2 separate regions of the Mus musculus genome follow, and region 2 is linked to region 1. A link is a loop called in an ENCODE intact Hi-C map of the cell type or tissue named here. Cell type or tissue: gastrocnemius. All regions are shown on one strand.

Region 1 (8,000 bases):
CCAATGTGGTTTTCCCAGGGAGCCTCAGGGTCTGAAAAGAGTGAAATAAAGACACAGGGCCACAGAAACGCATGTGCCCACACACAAGCACACACCCACATGCACGCACACGCATGCAAGTGGGCAAGGATATTCTGAAGAAAGAGGAGCAAGCATGGAAGGCTGAGTGTGGGGACTGGAAAGGCATGGAAGGGCTAAAACCCCAACTGAAGGGACAGCAGCTAGTCCTGTGTGTGGTCCTGTGAGGTTAGCCCACCTTACTGAAGAGGAAACTGTAGGGCAAAAGGATTAGCTGTGCTGTGCAGGTGGAGTGATAACTTGTAAGTAGCAGAGGTGTGAGTGGCCCACGGGCCAGAGTCAAGAGGCTCCGTGAAGCTTCCTCACTGGCCTCCTCGGTGTGGGGCACAAGCTCTTCCTAGAGGCTTGGCTCCTTTGTTGTTTTTGTTTTGTTTTTTGAGACAGGGTTTCCCTGTGTAGCCCTGGCTGTCCTGGAACTCACGCTGTAGACCAGGCTGGCCTCGAACTCAGAAATCTGCCTGCCTCTGCCTCCCGAGTGATGGGATTAAAGGGGTTGGGGGTTGGGGGTTGGGTCCTTAACAAATGTCCCGTGCCTCTGCTGTCCCAGGAATCAACGTGCTCTCCTCAAGATCCCAGCTCATCCTCTCCATAGACTTTGAGGATGGAGACGTCAGTGGTCCTAAGCTGCAGGCACAGCCTCTTCTGGGAAAGGACATTTTATATTCAAGGTTTATAAGCTAATTTCACTGATAATGTGCAGAGTTTACAAAAAGCATTGTAGCTCCCTGACCCTTATTGTGTGCAGTGCTCATCCTTTCTAGAGACTACAAGTAACAGCTCTAAGCAGGCTAGTTGTTTTCATTAATCTGCAACCCAGAGGGAGGTTGGACTTTTGCTTGGGTTTGGTTTTGTGGTTTTTGAGACAGTCTTTTTCTATGTATCCTCCTGCCTCAGCCACCTCCATCCTGGAATACACTGTTAGACCTGGCTTGAGTTCTTTTCTTAGTTGAAAGGACAAAAGGAGGAGGAGGAAGAGGAGGAGGAAGAGGGAGCAGAAGGTGATGATGATCACAGGAGATTATCTTTGTAATTTAAAACCAGCCAGTGCAGTTAACATCAGAATTCCGTGCTCGTTTCCCTTTGGGGTCGGCTCATTTTAAGAGAGATTCAGTCCAAGAGATTGGGATTCATCCTTTGAAGTCAGGACTTAAGAATAGAAATATGACTTTTGGGGAATTCTGATAAGAAGAAGGATCTGGGCCTGGTGACCTAACCTGTAGTCCTAGCACTCCAGTGGAGACTAAATTAGGAAGATCAAGGCTAACCTTGTTAACATAATGAGGCCATGTCTCAAAAAGAGTTGGAGGGGGATGGAGAGAAGAGAGAAAAGGAAAGAAGCCATCCATCTAAATGTGTGTGCTCCAGGACAGCAGGCAGGCACAACAGCCTCCGTTGCTGCTGAGTCATTGTCAGTGAGCATCATTCTGCTCAGCATCCTGCTTGACACTCTGAGTGACTGCTGGGCAGATGGATGTGTGGGTAAAGGGAGGAGGGGTGAGTGGGTAGATGTGTGGGTAAAGGGAGAGGGGAGTTCTCACCTACCACTAGACACGGTTCTAAGTGGCAGTAGGACAAGAGCCACCACCTCTCATTTATCCATCAACGTATACATCAAGTGTTTCTCTTCTGATAATTTTCTTGAGGGAAGAGATATATTTACAAATTCACAGCTTTACTCACTTGTGTGTAATTCCATGACTTTTTGAATATTGCCAGAGTCATGTGCACTCATGACTACAGTCCATTTTAGAACATTCTTATCTTCAAAGGAATTCCTGCACACTTTAGGCATTGTTCTCCAATGTCTCACGTTCCCAGAGCTAGGTGAGCACGGCCCTGCTTTCTGTCTTTGTGGATTTGCCTGTTCAGGGCATTTCAACTAAATGGAAGTTGCCAGTTGATGATGGCACATACCTGTAACCCCATCACTTGGAAGCTGAGACAAATGGATCATTGTAAGACCAAGGCCAGCCTGGGGTACATAGTGAAACCATGTCTAAATGAAATGCCCTTCAAATAATGGAATTGCAGTGTACATAGTGAAACCATGTCTAAATGAAATGCCCTTCAAATAATGGAATTGCAGTGTAATATATGGTCCCTTGTGTCTGGCTTCTCTCTTCTCTCTTCTCCCTTCCCCCCTCCCTTACTCCCTTCCGGCTGGTTGGTTGGTTGGTTGGTTTTTTGAGATAGGATTTCTCTGTGTAGCCCCTCCCTGTCCTAGAACTTGCTCTGTAGTCACAGCTGGCATCAAACTCATAAAAATCTGCCTGCCTCTGCCTCCCCAATGCTGGGATTAGTGTGTGCCACCACTGATCCCTGTAAATTTCTTTTTTATTGTTTATTTGTTTATTAAATTTATTTAGTGGATGGGACATCCATGCATGCCGTAGCATGCATGTAGAAGTTAAAGGGCCACTGGCAGGGTTCTCTCCTTCCACCAGGTGGCTCCCAGAGATTGAACTCAGAGCATCAGGCTTGGCAACAAGTGTCTGAGCCATTCTTCAGGCCTTGTCAAATACTCCCTCCCTTCCTCCAACTCCCCTCCCTCCCTCCCTCTCTCTTTATCTTAAAGAGTTACGTATTAGCCAGATGTAGTGTTACAGGCCTTTAATCCTCATAAGAGAATTTCTCTCAAAAACAAAACAAAACACAAAAGATTTATTTTTTATGTGTACATGTCTGTGTACCTGTGTGAGTCTGTGTGTACCATGTACCCACCAGGAGGCAAGAGGACATTAGATCCTCCGGAACTGGAGTAAGAGCCAGTTGCAAGCCACTGTGGGTCCTGGGAAACAAGCCTAGGTCTTCTGCAAGAGCAGAAAGTGCTGGCAACCACTGAGCCACCTCTCCAGCCCCATCAAATGTTTCTTGAGTGCAGATTCATGCAAAGAGCTACTCTGGACACTGAGGCTATAGTTACTAATACAATGGGTTCCTGTCCTCACAGGACAATGTTGAATTTTGAAGTGTACCCCTGAGTACTTGCACTTGTGTATCGCCTGATTTCTTCCACTCCAGAATAGCTCTGTCTTCACTTCCCATTCTGTTAGTTAGATAGTTAGTTAGTTAGCTAGTTAGTTTATATTTTTATAGAATTGTGGGTATGGATGTTTTGTGTACCACTTATGTGCCTACTGCCCACAGAGGAGAAGAGGGTGTCAGATCCTGTAGAACTATAGCCCATGATGTGAATACTGGGAATTGAACCTAGGTCCTCTGAAAGAACAGCCAGTACTCTTGAGCACTGAGCCATCTCTCTAGCCCCCTTCCCTTCCCATTCTTGATAGTATGTGGTAGATTTCTGAGACCGAGACAAAGATTTGTATTTGCCCACGCCCATTCCCCCAGATCCTTCTAAACAATCTGATTTGTGTAAAGATTATAAATAATAGGATGCTCTAAAACCACAGGTCCTGGTCTAGAGACATTATTCAGAAGCTCAGATCCCAGAGCCCAAGGGGCAAGCCAGCATCCTACAAACACTCCCAGGGAGCCATGGCCCCCTTGTGGTCCTCATGTATGCACAAATACATGCACTGCACACACATGCACTAGATATCCCATGCATGTGTGCTGAATGAGTTAATACATGAATAAATAGATACATGAATATTCCTTGTATGGCATTTTATACACACACCCACAAACAAGATTCTTATTTTAAAAGTTTAAAAACAGGCCCAGTGATGGTGGCTTGTCATGCTTTTAGTTCCATAACTCAGGAGGCAGGAGGTAGAAGCAGGTGGATCTCTGTGGATTTGAAGCCAGCCTGGGCTACAAAGCAAGTTCCAGACAGCCAGGGCTATCCTGTCTCAAAAAACATAAAATGATCTGAGGAGAAGGGGATTGGGGGGGGGGGAACTGAAAGGAGAAGAGGGAAGGGAGGCTGTGATCCAGATATAAGTAAATAAATTTTAAAAATAGAAATAAATAAAATTAGAAATAAAAAGTACAAGAAAAAGGTAAAGTAAAATTAAATTAAAAATAAAAATTTAAAAGCAGGGACTGGAGAGATGGATCAGTGGTTACGAACACTTTTTCTTTTTTCTTTTTTTTTTAAGATTTACTTATTATACATAAGTACACTGTAGCCGTCTTCAGACACACCAGAAGAGGGCATCAAATCTCATTACAGATGGTTGTGAACCACCATGTGGTTGCTGGGAATTGAACTCAAGACCTCTGGGAGAGCAGTCAGTGCTCTTAACCACTGAACCATCTCTCCAGTGCCAAGAACACTTTTTCTTATAAGAGTATTTCCCAAGCACCCACATGGTAGCTCACTGCTGTCTATAACTCCAGTTTCAGAGGATCCAATGCCCTCTTTGATCTCCATAGGCACCAGGCATGTATGTGGTACACATATATACATGCAGACAAAATATTCATAAACACTAACAATAAATCTATAAATAAATAAATAATAAAAAATTTTAGAACAAAAATGAATTCTTGTTTGTTGACATAGGGTCTCAGGTAGCCCAAGCTAGCCTGGAGTTTACTATGTAGCCCAAGGTGACCTTAAATTTCTGATCTCCAGCCTCCACCTCTCAAGTGTCAGTAACAACCAAATTTCTTCATGGCATGGCATGAATATATACTAGATAAAATTATCAATACAAAAAGGCTTCTAAAGTGCTAGTCTTCTCTGGTAAGAGGCTTATGTGGTATTTAATAGAAACTCAACCTCTCATTATGAGGAATGAACGCACATAACCAGCAATACCAATGGCAATAGCATGCAGGTACACATAGGAGACCCCTGGGAAATCCACAGGAGGACAGCTGCAGAATAAAGATGAATTCAGTTATGGGAAGCTTGGTTCCTTTCGAGGTGTGAGTATCAAGAAGCCCGTCAGCCTCAGCTCTTCTTTGGCGTTCGTTCCCTACTCCACTCCAGTAGCTGTGTGCACTGCAAGCCTGCAGCTACCCAGAAAATGCCTCTGGACCACTAAGCTCTTGTCGCTTTGTCCTGGAAGTCAGATGGCCAGCTTCCCCCCCTCCCCGCCCCCAACCAGGCTAGGCATCTGACCAGAGTTACAGATGTGGGTGGCTAAGCCTGTGAGGCTGATTCTCTCAGAAAGATGGATTGCCCTCACCCATCCACTGCCAGCTTACTCACTCAGGCCCTGAGGTCTGGGGATAGGCTGCAGGAGGCTCCAGACTGTGATGATGCACATGGAAAAGAATGCAGTCCATGGGCAGCTGTAAGCCAGAGCCTGTGCATGACATGGCTTCTCCACAAGTGCCTACTCTAAGGGCTCCAAGCATTCTAGCCAGGCCACGGGGCAGCAGGTGTGAGCTGCAAACACAGGAAGGAACAAACAAGCTCTACAGCAGCCGCCCAGTCAGAGACCCTTCTACCTCATCATTCGTTCAGGAATGAGAAAGTTAGACCCTTTATCCCTGGACGGCCACCAGAGTATCTCCATCTCATCATCCTCTCAGCTAGGAAGCTTTCCTGGGACCCAGGAGCATGTGCTTGGGGCCTGGGCATACGAAGCACTTGCTTGGCATGTGTGAGGCCCTGTTGAGTTCCTAGCCATGGAAAACAAAAAAAAAAAAAAAAAAAAAAAAAAAAAAAAAAAAAAAAAAAACCAAGAGCATGTGATTGGAACCAGACTTCTGGATTTATTAGCTTGTGCTCTTAGGAAGGTTATTTCTCTGAGCCTCACTGTCCTTAATTTGTAAGGTGGCAATACTAATTGTCTGTAATGTGCTTAAAATAATGCCCTGTACAGAATAAACTTGCAATACAGTTAAAAGCAGTAGCATTAAAATTGACCTATAAGCCGGGCGTGGTGGTGTACGCCTTTAATCCCAGCACTCGGGAGGCAGAGGTAGGCGGATTTCTGAGTTCTAGGCCAGCTCCAGGAAAGCCAGGGATATACAGAGAAACCCTGTCTCAAAAAAAAAAAACAAAAAAAACCCAACAAATAAAATTGACCTATAGGAGCACAGGTGTTAGAAGGGTGGATGCGGGAGCTAAAAAGATGCCTTAGTAGTCAGAGTGCTTACTGATCTTGCAGAGATCCTGTGTCAGGCAGCTCTCAATTGTAGGTGACTCTAACGCTAGGGGATTCTATACTCTCTTCTGGCCTTCTTGTGCACTACACTCGCTTCTTCATACAGGCACACCAACACACGCATAATTAAAAATAACGAATAAACCTAAAAAGAAAGTGAATATACAGCCCACCAGAGCCTAGTAATTGGATGGCCATAAGGATACCCCTTAACTTTGCTGAGCCCTGTTCCCATTTCTATGGGTGCTGGAGAGATGGCTCTGCAGTTAAGAACCTCTGCTCTTCCAGAGGTCCTGAGTTCAATTCCCAGCAACCACATGGTGGCTCACAACCATCTGTAATAGGATCTGATGCTCCCTTTTCTGGCATGCAGGTGTACATGCAGATAGAGCACTCATACATAAAATAACTAGATCTTTAAATAAATAAATTATATAAAATAAAATAAAATGAAAGTAATAATAACCATAGAGTTTTGTGAGATTTCAGTAACAAATATGTAAATTGTTTAGCAAAGTCAGTAAATGGCCATTTAAGTTCAGCACATGGGAGACAGAGGCAGGCAGAGCTTTGAGTTAAAGACCAGCCTGGTCTACAGAGTGAGTTCCCAGACAGCTAGGGCTACACAGAAACCCTGTCTTGAAGAAAAAAATAATAATAACAGTAATAAATAATAACTAGATGAAACATAGTGGAGCATACCTGTCCTCCTGGTACTCAGAAGGTAAGGCAGGAGGGTCAGTAGTTGAAAGGATACACAACATCTTATCTCAAGCCAAAAGTAGGGCTGGTGAGATAGCTCAATGGATAAGAGCACTGACTGCTCTTCTAAAGGTCCTGAGTTCAAATCCCAGAAACTACATGGTTGCTCACAACCCACCTGTAATGAGATCTGATGCCCTCTTCTGGTGCATCTCAAGACAGCTACAGTGTACTTGGACATAATAATAAATAAGTCTTTTTAAAAACCCAAAAATAAAATAAGAGTATATAAATAAACTAGTAAATAAATAATTTACTGTTATAATGTTGGTATTGTTGTTGTTATTTTGTTTTTTCTTTTCTTTTTTGTTTTTAAATATTTATTTTATGTTTATATGTTGCTGGGAATTGAACTCATGACCTTTGGAAGAGCAGCCAGTGTTCTTAACTGCTGAGCCATCTCTCCAGTCCCTATTCTGGTTTTTCAAGACAGGGTTTCTCTGTGTAGCCTTGGCTGTCCTGGAACTCACTCTGTAGTTCAGGCTGGCCTCAAATTTACAGAGATCCACCGCCCTGCCTCCCAAGTGCTAGGATTAAAGGTGTGTATCACTATTGCCCAGCAATGTTATTATTATCATTTTTTTTTTTTTTTTTTTTTGGTTTTTCGAGACAGGGTTTCTCTGTATAGCCCTGGCTGTCCTGGAGCTCACTTTGTAGACCAGGCTGGCCTCGAACTCAGAAATCTGCCTGCCTCTGCCTCCCAATGTGCTGGGATTAAAGGCGTGTACCACCACGCCCGGCTATTATCATATTTTTAAAAATAAAGCCTAGAGAGGCAGCTCAGCAGTTAAGAGTATTGGCTGCTTTTTCAGAGGACCTGGATTCAATTCCCAGCACCTACAATGGTGACTCACAACCACCTAAAATTCCAGTTCCAGATCTGATGAACTATTCTGACCTTTGAGATGTGGTGCCCAGAAATAGATGCAGGTAAAACATCAATAATAATAATAATAATAATAATAATAATAATAATAATAATAATAAACAAGATAGGTCTTGATTTTTTTTATTTAAGAACAAATGAAAGTGCTTTCCAGCCTTTTTCTCTTCACAACACTCAGAAGACAATATCTAATGAAGCGTCAAGATAAGATGGCCTGTGGTTAGTCTTGACAAGATTTGGAAGCT
Region 2 (8,000 bases), 53 kb before region 1:
TAAAGGCAAACAGAAAAGAAAGTGAGAGAGGAAGTGCTGTTAACCAGGTCAGGGAAGGTGGGCAACAGATGTTGAGGGGGCGAATGGAATTGACTTCAGAAATCAGAGAGGGACTTTTGACGTGGCTCAGTGGTTAAGAATGCTTGCTGCTCTTGTAGAGGACTGAGTTTAGTTCTAGCTCCAGGGAATCCCAACACCCAACACACACACACACACACACACACACACAAATCTTTAAAAAGAAAGAAAGAAAAGAAAAAGAAAAAAGAAAAGGAAAGGAAAGAAAAGAAAAGGAAAGAAAAGGAAAAAGAAAAGAAAGTATGAGTGAACATACTGGACAGTGTGGTGGCACACACCTTTAATCCCAGCACTTGGGAGGCAGAGACAGGCAGATCTCTGAGTTCAAAGCCAGCTTGGACTATAAAGGGAGTTCCAGGATAGCACAGACTACCCTGCCTCGAAAAACAAACAAACAAACAAAAGGAAGGGGGAGAGAGAGAGAGGAGAGGGGAGAGGAGGGGAGAGGGGAGAGAGAGGAGAGAGGGGAGAGAGAGGGGAGAAGGGAGAGAGAGGAGAGACAGGAGAGAAATTAGATGGCTTTAGCTCTCCCAACCCTGAGATTCCACCTCACACCAGTCAGAATGGCTAAGATCAAAAATTCAGGTGACAGCAGATGCTGGCAAGGATGTGGAGAAAGAGGAATACTCCACCATTGTTGGTGGGATTGCAAGCTTGAACAACCACTCTGGAAATCAGTCTGGCAGTTCCTCAGAAAATTGGACATAGTACTACCGGAGGATCCCGCAATACCTCTTCTGGGCATATATCCAGAAGATGTTCCAACTGGTAAGAAGGACACATGCTCCACTATGTTCATAGCAGCCTTATTTATAATAGCCAGAAGCTGGAAAGAACCCAGATACCCCTCAACAGAGGAATGGATACAAAAAATGTGGTACATTTACACAATGGAGTACTACTCAGCTATTAAAAAGAATGAATTTATGAAATTCCTAGGCAAATGGATGGATCTGGAGGGCATCATCCTGAGTGAGGTAACCCAATCACAAAGGAACTCACACAATATGTACTCACTGATACATGGATATTAGCCCAGAAACTTAGGATACCCAAGATACAAGATACAATTTGCTAAACACATGAAACTCAAGAAGAACGAAGACCACTTTGCCCCTTCTTAGAATTGGGAACAAAACACCCATGGAAGGAGTTACAGAGACAAAGTTTGGAGCTGTGACAAAAGAATGGACCATCTAGAGACTGCCATATCCAGGGATCCATCCCATAATCAGCCTCCAAACGCTGACACCATTGCATACACTAGCAAGATTTTGCTGAAAGGACCCAGATATAGCTGTCTCTTGTGAGACTAGGCCGGGGCCTAGCAAACACAGAAGTGGATGCTCACAGTCAGCTATTGGATGGATCACAGGGCTCCCAATGGAGGAGCTAGAGAAAGAACCCAAGGAGCTAAAGGGGTCTGCAATCCTATAGGTGGAACAACATTATGAACTAACCAGTACCCCGGAGCTCTTGACTCTAGCTGCATATATATCAAAAGATGGCCTAGTCGGCCATCATTGGAAAGAGAGGCCCATTGGACTTGCATACTTTATATGCCCCAGCCAGGGCCAAAAAGTGGGAGTGGGTGGGTAGGGGAGTGGGGGGGGAGGGTATGGGGGACTTTTGGGATAGCATTGGAAATGTAAATGAGGAAAATACCTAATAAAAATATTTTTAAAAAAAGAAATAAAAATTTAAAAAAAGAGTTAGGGTTTGGAGCAGTGAGTTAGTGTAGAGATCTGAGAACAGAAAATGCCTGGACATCTTTCATAAGGAGTCTGGCACAAAGTCTGGATGGGCAAGGGAAGGAAGGGCCTGCCTACCTAAGTAGCTGGTCAGTATGATTTGAGGACTCACTTCAGAACAGAATGCTGTGCCTCCGGAATGCACTCATGTCCTGGCAGGGACAGCATTCCATGGAGATCCTTGAGAGACAGCCCAGCAGCCACTAACTTTAGCAAGTGTTTGCTCAAGGAAAGTTGGTGCCCAAGAGTACTAGAAAACAGTTTTTCGACTATGCCGGGGCCTAGCAAACACAGAAGTGGATGCTCACAGTCAGCTATTGGATGGATCACAGGGCCCCCAATGGAGGAGCTAGAGAAAGTACCCAAGGAGCTAAAGAGATCTGCAACCCTGTAGGTGGAACAACATTATGAACTAACCAGTACCCCGGAGCTCTTGACTCTAGCTGCATATGTATCAAAAGATGGCCTAGTCGGCCATCACTGGAAAGAGAGGCCCATTGGACTTGCAAACTTTATATGCCCCAGTACAGGGGAATGCCAGGGCCAAAAAGGGGGAGTGGGTGGGTAGGGGAGTGGGGGGTGGGTATGGGGGACTTTTGGGATAGCATTGGAAATGTAAATGAGGAAGATACCTAATAAAAAATTAAAAAAAAAGAAAACAGTTTTTCTCATGGTGTACTGTAGTCCAGGTCAGTCCAGGGAGTTGTGGGAAAAGCCTGAGCCAGGAAACAGACATATATACTTAAGAGATTTGAGAAAATAAAAAAGATGTATGTCTGCCTGGTTATGTAGACACAGATCTAACAGTGGGAACTTGTTAGAGAACATCTGGATTCAGAGAAAAGAGGAGCCGAAGAGAAGTGTCGTCATGTCAGATCACACTGAGGCTGTGCAGCCATATGGAAGACATAGATAAAGCATTTCTGAAGCAGGTCCCAAAGCTGGCTGGAGTCCAGCAAGTGTGGCCATAGGGACTTGAGGCACCAAGACCCAAGTTCAGCACCACGGCCTTCATGCATTCTTTTCCCCCTGTTTGCTTATGTTTTTTCTGATCCAAGTGATATCTGCTTATAGAAAAGGAGCAGTGCAGAAAATGAAATGAACAGAGCCAAACCGGCTTCTGTACACTTGCCACTACTGCCTGCCAGTCAGGTGCCACCCACCATGGCTAGGATTTCCGTGGATAATTCTCATTGCATACTACAGAGTATGCTGGATACACATTCTTATCTCCCTCTGCGTGTGTGTTAGTGCATGTGCATGTGTGTGTATGTGTGTGTGTGAGTCACAGCATGCAGATGAAGGTCAGTGGACCATCTCAGGTGGTGGTCACCATGTTTAATCAGGATCTGTTGCTCATTGCTGTGTATGCCATCAGCAAGCTCCTGGGGACTCTCCTTTTACTGCCTCTGTCTCTCTCTTGCAGGACTGCAGTTACAGATGCCTGAGCCCCTACATGGAGCTTGGCACACGCTCTGAGGACCCACACGTAGGTGGTCCTGCTTTCATAGCCTGCAGTTCATGCATTGAGCCATCTTCCCAGCCCCTGAACACATGTTTTTGGAGAACCATTTTTTCATGTATTTTTTATGTATAAAAATATATTAATATATATCTTAAGTTCATCTTAAAACTTAAATATTTATCATGTTCTTCTTTCAGAAGGAAGAAATGAGATGGATATCTCAATATAGTTATAAAAAAATTCCAGTGTTTCCTATTTGCTTCTGTTAGATTGCATTTTCTGAAGGTAATAATGATTAGGCAGCAGAAATAAATGAGGCATAAAAAAATTGAAAGGGAAAGAGGAAATCACATAACTGAATCGGTGATGTGATTAATAACTCCCCTGGAATCAAACTGAAATCTATTAGAAATATTAAAACCTACAAGGTAGGTGGTCAAAGTATACTAAAGCCAACACATTGTTTTATTTCATTTTTAAAGAAAATAGCATTCATATCAACAAACAAGAGAAGACTTTGTTTTCAGTAGCAAAACTGGGTATAACAGCCAAGCACAGCAGCACATAGCTCTTATCCCAGCTATCGGCAAGGCTGGCACAGGGGTATCCCAAGGGAAAGGCTGGCCTGAGTGACTTCAAAAGAAGTCAGAGGACAAAATGGCTAGGGATAAAGCTATCAGGGAGCTCCAAGAAGGGAGTGAGGGAGAGTCCAGACAGCCCCGAGGAGTGAAGACAGCACCTGGGAGGGATGTCGTGACCCCTGAGTGGCTTCACAACAACACCAGAGTTCTTTCCTTCATCCTGTAAGGGAACACTTGGAGATGGGGGATTCCAGGGGTTTTTTATTTGATTTGTTTGCTTATTTGGCTGAGACAAAGAGTATACTGGAAAACCAAGTAAAACTAGACTAACTGGAAATACCTTGAGATATACAGGAATTAGGATCTATTATTAGGCCATAATAATTGTTATATAATAATTAGCAAATCACTGCTAGCTCTGAATCACCATTCTAAGAACATTTATTTACTCACTCAGTCCTCACAACAGCCTGTTTGAATTAGCTTTCTCAAGTTCAGATTGCTAGGACGTGCAGTTTGAATTAAACTCATGGGCTCTTCAGTGTGTGTGTGTGTGTGTGTGTGTGTGTGTGTGTGTGTGTGTGTGTTGAAAGCTAGAGGTTGCTATCAGGTGTCTTTCTCCATCATCCTTATAGTTTCAGGCAGGGTCCTTCACTAGACCTGAAGCTCTCTGATACAGCCATGATGGCTGGCAGTGTACCCACAAGGATCCTCCTGTCTCTACATCCCCAGTGAGGAGATTATAGGCACAGGCAGCTGTGGTAGCTTTTTACCTGGGTGCTGGGATCTGCTCAGGTCTTTATGCTTATACAGCAAGCATTTGCCAACTTGGGCATCTCCTCAGTTGTCAATTTAGTGATTTTTTTAAACTGCCCCCTTTAGGGAACAAAACTCATGTATGTTTCAGTAGCATATTTTTCTCCTTACCTCCCAGATTTATATAACTCCCATATATATATATATATATGTATATATATATATATATATATATATATATATATATATATACTCCCAGATTTATATAACTACTCATTGACCTACTGCCTATATGGCTAATGTCTATTATGGATACTTCCTATGGATGGAACCATGCAATGCAGAGATTTCTGTGTCTGACTCCCTTTATTTAGTATTTTAAAGGTGTTACCCATGTCATAACACAGATCAATATTGCATTCCTTTTTATGGCCAAATAATATTTCATTGAATGATTATACCATTCATCTAAACACTAGGTTTTTTCCATTTTTTGACTACCATAAATAATGCTATTATGTACACTGGCAAACAGGTTTCTGTGTGAATGTATATTTTTATTTCTCTTGGTTATGTATTTAGGAGTGGAATGCTGGGTCATGACATTTTTATGTTTTACAGAACTGCTAGACTGTGGCTGTATTATTTTACATTCCCATTAACTACATGTGTGAAAGCTCCAATTTATTGATGTTCGTAGTAAAGTTTGATATCTTTAAAAAGGTTTTGCTTAATAAGATCATTAAATGAAATACAAAGGCTGGCGACATGGCTCAGGTGGTAGAGTGATTGCCAGTCTACCACAGATAAAACCATGAGTTTGATCCACAGCAACACAAAAACCAGGCCTGGTGGTCAAATCCTATCACTCCAGAAATAGAGGCAGAAGTGACAGTTCAGTCTTCAAATCATAGCAAGCTTCAGTTCACCTGGGACTCATGACACCTTGTTGAACTCTTTTGAAGGAAAGAAAGGGGACAGAGGAAGAAGAAGAAGAAAGAAAGAAAGAAATCAAATGTCAGATGGGAGAAATTATGTTTTATACATACACATCTTAATACATCAGCATATATAAAGAGCATCTACCAGTCAATAATATAAAGACAAAAGCCACCTATTAAAAACTGAGCAAAAGACTTTATGAGTCACTTCACAAAGGAATATATGTAAAGGGTCACTATAAAATTCAAAAAGTGCACAGTATATGAATTAGTCATCAAGGACACAAACTTAAACTACCATGAGCTGTCACTTCACACCTGCTAGAGTGCCTGAGTGAAGACTGATGATACCAAATGCCATCCAAGATGTGAGACAGCTGCACTTCTCAGTTGCTGTTGGTGGGAAGAGAGAGGTTACCATTACTTTGGAAAACAGGCAACAATTCTACTTTAAGACTTTACCAAAGAGAAATAAAAACATATTCACAAAAGAAAGATAAAATCTTCTAAAAGCTTTATTTACAACAGCAAAAAGTACATACTTTGGGTCTGGAGAGATGGCTCACCAGTTAAGAGCAGTGGCTGCTCTTGCAGATGACCCAGGCTCACATCACAGCACCCACAGACAGCTTATAACTCTCTGCAGTTCCAAGCAATCTCACGCTCTCTTCTGGCCTACGTGGGTACCAAGGATGCATGTGGTGCACAGACAGATATGCAGTCAAGACACCCATATACATACAAGAAAAACAAAAATAAACTTGCTTAAGAACCAGGGAGCTATAAGTGGAGCTCAGTTTTGGAGTAGCTGCCTACTGTGTGCATGACACTGGGCTAGACCCTAGGTCCACTGCCAGAGAAAATGAAGCAAGTAAGTTAACCAGATAGGCGTGTGTTTGTTTCTAGATCCTTTGGACATTTCTATTAATATAAAGTAGACTTGTGCTTCAGTGTTTTCTCTATCAACATTGCTCTGTGTCTGGGCATGGTAACACGTCTAAAATCTCAGCACTCAGGAGACCAAAGCAAGGTATTTACCATGAGTTCTAGACCAGCCAAGGCTATATAGTAAGACTGACTCAAAAAGAAAAAGGAAAGTAAGGAAGGAAGGGAGAGGGAGAGAGGGAGGAAAGAAGGAAAGGAGGGAGAGAGGAAGGAAAATTAAAACAGAATATTATTAGAACATACTTGAGAGTTTCCACAGACAAACATTTGGTTGAAATTGAAATTATGAAGACACATGTATGTGACTCTCTTAGTCTGTGAACATAGTGCATCCCCCTGGGGTCTCTGACCCCTCTCCGTGTTCATAGTGTTTAGTGTACAGATAGGAAGTGCTGGATCAGGTTTACTTGTATTAACGTAAACGTGCTGTTTGCTGCTCCTATTGTAAATAGCAGTGTTTTATTTTTCTGTCTCTATTGTTGTCTTTTTGGTTCTTTGAGCCAGGGTTTCATTTAGCCCAGGCTGGTTTCAAATGCAGTGTGCAGACAAGGATGGCACTACACTCTTGGCCCTCCAGCCTCTACCCAGAATGACAGTCGTGTGCCAGTGCACCCTGGTCTCATGGCATTGTTGTCTTTTAGTTACTTTTGCCAACTTCCCATTGTAAGAGCACAGAAGTCAATGCAGGTGTAGTAATTCAGACCTGTATAGTTAGCCCTTGGGAGGCTGAGGCAGAGATCATGAGTCCGAAGCTAACCTGGATTACTTAGCAAAGTTGAGGCTACTCGGTCTTATACAGTGCAACCCTGTCTCAAAAAGAAATTGTCTTTATCATGTGCTAGTGCAGACTCATTTATTAGTGCTACAAGTTTCTTTGTAGAATCAGTATTTTTAAGTATTTCATTAAGGTAATTATTGATTTATTAAGATAATTGAATGAGCCAGTCATAGTAACACACAATCATAACCTAGCACTTGCAGGATTAAGACAGGATTACAGGTTCCCGGTGAGCCTGGTCAACACAGCAAGACCTTGTCTCAAAAGAAAGAAAGACTCCGCCTAGGTGGGTAGTGTAATATTAACCAAATAAAGAAGGAAATAGAACACTCACCTTTATTGCAGCTTAGGGAAGTTTTTTCTCTGTCAAAAAAAAAAATGTTCTTTGGACTGGAAGCTAAAATAAACACTTGGTCCAGGTAGTGAGACCAGCGGTTGGAGGAGGTCACCTCCCTTCGTCCAGTTCTTTCTCTTGGTTTACATTCCAAGGCACTGAGCACTTGGGGATAGGCTGAGAAACTGAACATGGGGAGGAAAGCTGGGGTTCTGTTGGGGGTGGGTTCAGAGCTCTCAGAAGCCAAGGAGCTAATCCGCAGTCACAGCAGAGACTGAGGCTGACCGTGCTGAGCTCCTTAGCTGACTTGCCTCAGCTGAACAGCAGCAACAATTGTGCATATGTAAAAAAGTGTGTCCCAGGCACTTGTA

The links. A loop is a pair of places that touch in the nucleus more often than their neighbours do. Peaks named below come from ENCODE experiments on the same cell type or tissue, not always from the same donor. Only the 100,000 strongest peaks of a DNase experiment are listed, where the experiment ranks them.
Region 2: it touches region 1 in a loop (1.9-fold over the local background); 1 of 42 quality-filtered maps calls a loop at or near these places.

The regions. Positions count from the first base shown.
Region 1 is chr2:91,296,573-91,304,572 of GRCm38, reverse strand. All of the region lies in intron 4 of 1110051M20Rik (RIKEN cDNA 1110051M20 gene), which reads left to right. Among named protein-coding and RNA genes, the nearest start is that of Arfgap2, 35 kb to the right of the region's middle. In gastrocnemius, CTCF peaks have their summits at 3,589 (motif pointing left) and 7,038 (motif pointing left); no DNase peak of the experiment used is centred here; H3K27ac peaks cover 240 bases.
Region 2 is chr2:91,349,949-91,357,948 of GRCm38, reverse strand. All of the region lies in intron 3 of 1110051M20Rik (RIKEN cDNA 1110051M20 gene), which reads left to right. Among named protein-coding and RNA genes, the nearest start is that of Arfgap2, 89 kb to the right of the region's middle. In gastrocnemius, no CTCF peak of the experiment used is centred here; DNase peaks (open chromatin) are centred at 2,784 and 3,225.